Linked DNA regions of Homo sapiens: region 1 is linked to region 2. A link is an interaction called in ENCODE POLR2A ChIA-PET data of the cell type or tissue named here. Cell type or tissue: Caco-2. All regions are shown on one strand.

Evidence for each region. ChIA-PET counts read pairs that join two places held together with the same protein. Peaks named below come from ENCODE experiments on the same cell type or tissue, not always from the same donor. Only the 100,000 strongest peaks of a DNase experiment are listed, where the experiment ranks them.
Region 1: POLR2A ChIA-PET joins it to region 2 with 6 read pairs; 3 of 35 experiments call an interaction of 5 or more read pairs at or near these places.

What each region holds. Positions count from the first base shown.
Region 1 is chr12:27,419,978-27,422,477 of GRCh38, forward strand. BMAL2 (basic helix-loop-helix ARNT like 2) reads left to right here. Exons shown (of 17, transcript NM_020183.6): 17 at 419-2,500. The coding sequence ends at 555. The region is part of intron 1 of BMAL2-AS1 (BMAL2 antisense RNA 1); the gene reads right to left. Among named protein-coding and RNA genes, the nearest start is that of BMAL2-AS1, 25 kb to the right of the region's middle. In Caco-2, no CTCF peak of the experiment used is centred here; no DNase peak of the experiment used is centred here.
Region 2 is chr12:27,276,785-27,279,284 of GRCh38, forward strand. The region is part of intron 1 of STK38L (serine/threonine kinase 38 like); the gene reads left to right. Among named protein-coding and RNA genes, the nearest start is that of STK38L, 34 kb to the left of the region's middle. RefSeq lists an enhancer at 1,321-1,370. In Caco-2, no CTCF peak of the experiment used is centred here; a DNase peak (open chromatin) is centred at 1,197.

The sequences.
Region 1 (2,500 bases), 140 kb after region 2:
TCATAAGCAGATTAAATTTTCTCCTTCCAGGGTTTGCGCGTGCACACACACACACACACACACACACACACAAACATACACTAAATTTCCTAGCTTCCTTCCAGCTCTCTGAGAGTCTGTACCCTTTAGCAGTGTAATTTCCTATTAGAAAACTCATAGACTAGCTTACTTCTCTGTAGCAGATGAATTAGGTGCAATTTATCTGACAGAAGATTGTTATAAAACTAGGTAACCCATTTAAAAATACATCAGCCATCTGCAGCTTAAGATATATACTTTGCCTTCAAAAATACATTTTATGGTTTTCTAGCCTTGCTTTGCCATTTTTTATCACAATCATTTTTTAACCTCAAAATGTGTGAAATGTATGACTTTACTGATCACCTTTACTTACACAGGCCTGTATTTTAATTCATAGGTGATGGTGCACAGTTGGATTTCGATGCCCTATGTGACAATGATGACACAGCCATGGCTGCATTTATGAATTACTTAGAAGCAGAGGGGGGCCTGGGAGACCCTGGGGACTTCAGTGACATCCAGTGGACCCTCTAGCCTTTGATTTTTAACTCCAAAAATGAGAAACATTTTAAAGCATTTCATTTACGAAAAACTGTCTCAACTATTCTTAAGTACTGTATTGATATTGTTTGTATCTTTTATTAATGTTCTACCACTTTTTATAGATTTGCATCTTCCTGTCACAGGGATGTGGGGAAATACGTTTTCCTCCCAAGAGAACCAAGTTTATTATAGACTCCTTTATTCAGTGAAATGGCTTATAATCCACTAGTTGCCATATTTTTGCTAAAATATTTCTAACCAAGAATACTACTTACATATTGTTTTGGCTTTGTTTTATTTTTGATGCAGTTTTTTTTAGTTGAGGTAATGTAATATATTGATGTTTTCCTTTGTGTCTAAGATTCATTTATAATAGTAGGTTTGTATAATTTGGAACATTTTCCATTCCTTGCGAATTTCCTTAATTGAGGATAGGGCTTACACACTTTAAGAAAACAGTGAGTACTTGAACATTTAAAGGGACAGTGCAATTTATAGTCATAATCACATTGAATACTGTATTTGATCTTTGGAGACTTAGGCAAGCACAGAGCTGGGATATTTATGCTCAGTTGAGCACTTTAAGATGAATTTTAAGTGAGATGATTTCTTGCTTAAAACTCAGAAAGTCAAAAGAGTTTCAGCTTTCCTTACAGAAAAGGAAGGATCTTGGGCCCTAGATCTTGGGGATTAACCTCTGCATATAAGATTTACTCTTAATAGGCCAGACGTGGTGGCTCACGCCTGTAATCCCAGTACTTTGGGAGGCTGAGACGGGCAGATCACTTGAGGTCAGGAGTTCAAGACCAGCCTGGCCAATATGGTGAAACCCCGTTTCTACTAAAAATACAAAAAAAATTACCCAGGCACTCACTCTTGAGGTAACTAACCAACTCCCACGATAATGACAGTCCATTCATGAGCGCAAAGGCCTCATGACCTAATGGCACACACCTGTAATCCCAACTGCTTGGGAGGCTGAGGCGAGAGGATTGCTTGAACCTGGGAGGCAGAGGTTGCAGTGAGCCGAGATCGCACCACTGCACTCCAGTCTGGGCAACAGAGTGAGACTTCATCTCAAAAAAAGTAAAAAAAAAGATTTAATATAATCACTGAAGATCTCTATTATAGATAGATTAGGTTTTTGACATTGGAAACATACTTAGGGATAGATTTGTCCTAAAGGAAAAAAGTAGGCCCGGGCAGATTAAATGTCTTGTGTAAAGTCACACATTAAATTCAGTCACACATTAAATTCATAGAGTTTTAAATGTTTAATGTATATAAACCAGTTTCTTTATACACATTTGGGAAAACATTGGTCTCACAGATTAAATGATTAACTAACTGACCCAGGAACTAGTTGTAGCTTTCTAAGTAATTAGGCAATTACAGTTATTGCCTGTAACCAAAGGTAATAAAACAAAATGACAAGTACATGTTTAAAATTATGAGGCAATGAGAAATAATTTAAAAACCAATTTTCTAGTTATAATTTAAAATTTGGAGAGCATTTTTAACAGTAATTAATCCAGAGGTGGCTCAAATTGAGTATAAGAATTAAGATTATTTAAAATACTGCATGTCTACCTTCTCGGGGATCATACTTTATAACACTTTCTGCTTCAGTAGCTCTTCATAGCTTGCCAAGTATGCTCCCATATTTTCTCTCTCGTGCCTCGCAAATGAAAGTCAGATAGGCTGGGAACTCATGGGGCAGCCCTCAGACTTCAATGTGGGCTTCAAATCCAGTTTCCTGTTCTATATGGTGCTACATCTTTCCAGAAAATTTCCCTCAGAGCCCCTCGCCAAAACAAAGCATTATTTTGACCCTGCATGCTATTTCTTTAGCTGTAGGTGATAGATTAGAACTTCTGTCAGACATGTTAATGACAAACATACCAACAGACAATAACCAAAAGCAAATGTTTCCTTC
Region 2 (2,500 bases):
CAAGGAACATTCATGTGTCTACTGCATATCTTTACCAAGTCTCTCCCTGTTACCTCAGATTTTCTTTAAGTGACAGAACATTGCAGGTAGAGTGAAGATGCCTTGGTAATCCTTCCCTTTCCTCTCTCCCAGAAATGACCATTATCCTGGATTTCGATTTATTGTTTTAAAGCATGTATAACCTTACATTGAATAGTGTCTTGCCTTTTATAAAGCATTTTACCTCTTTCGTTTGATCTTCACAACTCTTGAAGTATTTACTTCACTTCTAAATATGTATAACCCACCAAATTATCCCAATTTCACTTAATACAAAGCTATAAAGTATGAAGTGAATTAGTGTTTCATGATTTACAGTGTATCATCTCATTAGAAATAGAGTCCTGAGGCATGTGTGTGAAAACTTCACACCCCGCTTTGTTCCTCGATTTAATTTAAAGTACGAGTAATTACTCGTACTTTTAAAAGTATAAAGTATAAAGCACTTTGGGAAGCTGAGGTGGTAGCATCTCTTGAGCCTAGGGCTTTGAGACCAGCCTGGGTAATAGAGCAAGACCTCCATCTCAAAAAACACACACACACACAGCAGTAGGAGAACTGGAAGGAACCACACACACACACACACACACACACACACAGCAGTAGGAGGACTCGAAGGAACCTCAAAGGGTTAAATAGTCTTTAACTCCCTGATTTTAGTGAAACCGCCTTAAAACCAACTCAAAGGTAAGTTTTCTGTTCATTTCAAAGGACATAATTGAGGAAGGAAGAGCTGTCTACCCTGAGTAATGTTTTCTGGAATGACAAATGAGTAAAGAAATCATGGAGATATCTTATCTCATAATTCTTTAAAAATTAAATAACCATGGAGTTTGCATATAATTTTAAAAATTTAAAGCAAATTCCCACTCCAGTTCCTCCTGACCAATTTTTCCAGCTATTTGAGCAGTATTTTTTGCTCCTTGGAAGGGGATATAGTGCTTATCCTGTTTATTCAAGTAAAATTTAAAAAAAAGATAAAACTTTCTCCCCTTAAAAAAAAAAGTCTAGAGCTGGTAAAAATTTCTGACTCAGTAATTTTGGAAAGAATTGCCTCTTTCCACAAATAGATGAGCTTACATACTAGGTCTTCCAAGTGGACTAGTAAATTTCCGTGATGTCAGGAAACTGGGTGGAGTTTTTATGGATGCAAGTCCAGTGGAGGAGGGACTTTTCAGGTCATGTATAAGGAGAGTAGGATCAGATTCTGGTTTTGAATAACCTATAAGCCACAAAGCATGGGGATTTCCCATTGGGTTAATCTAGTGCTGGCCACAGTTTAGGCATATGATCTAGAGTAGCTGCTGCAATTAAGAGATGCTTGCTTATGGGATCTTTGCCCTTTTATTGGAAGGCTGTAAGTGTAGCCCAGCCTTGATTTATAAACCAACTTGACATAATCACTATTTCTTTTCACACAGACTTCTGAATAGCTGTCACTAAATTTTGATTACCACCAGGCATTTAGTTAAGCTAGAGCTGAACTATTTGATCTGTTAGTTTTTATTGGGCACTGCAGCCCACACTGATCTTCCCCTGTTCTAAAGCCCTGCTTGTATCAGAAAGGTCCACCCAGGCTAATTGTTTATATGCTAATTGTTTATATGGGTTAGTCTTAACTCTTTTTTCGACAATTTTATAGGATCTTAGCATGCTCATATCATGTCTCCTACTATTTGGGTCTCTTCCTACTGTCATATTGCTTGGTACATTGATAGGTGCTAGTACCTAAAGCCTTACCTAAAGCCGATGAAACTGTTAGCTTAGTTGGCTTCTTCCAGGTTTGTCTTTATTTGGTCACCCTGAAAGCCTAAGTGTCTTGCAAATACTATCTACTAGGTTTGTTGAATATCTCATTTTGTTTTCTATAATCAATAACAATGTAAGCTTGGATGCAATTTTTTAAAAGTACTTTAAAAACCTTAACTCTCAGTTTGGATACTTGTCCCCTAGCTGACAGAAATACCTTGGCAAAGTAGCTAAAGTCAGCCCTGAAGCTGAAATCAGCTGAGGCTGGATAGTTTAAATCATGCTTTTCCTCTTCTCAAAAGATGATAGGGACCAAATCAAAATCTCAACAGTAATTTAAATTGAACTTTCCAAGTAGATTTCTAGAATTCATATGAAAAAGTATAATAATTTGGAGGATAAAAAAGGAAAAAGAGTAGGGGCCTGCCCAAATAGATGTCAAAATACAGACAGTCCCTGACTTATGAATTTTCAACTTTAGGTTGGGTTTATTGGGATATAAGACCATCGAGGAGGTCATTATGATTTCTACTGAATGTGCCTCATTTTCGGACCATCATAAAGTGGAAAAATTGTAAGTTGGGGAATGTCTGCTCTGCTGCCACTATTAAATGCACTTTCGACTTAGTGATGTTTTCAAATTAGGATTGGTTTATTGGGATGTAGCCCCATTGAAAGTCAAGGAGCATCTTTTTATTATAGAGCTGTGAAA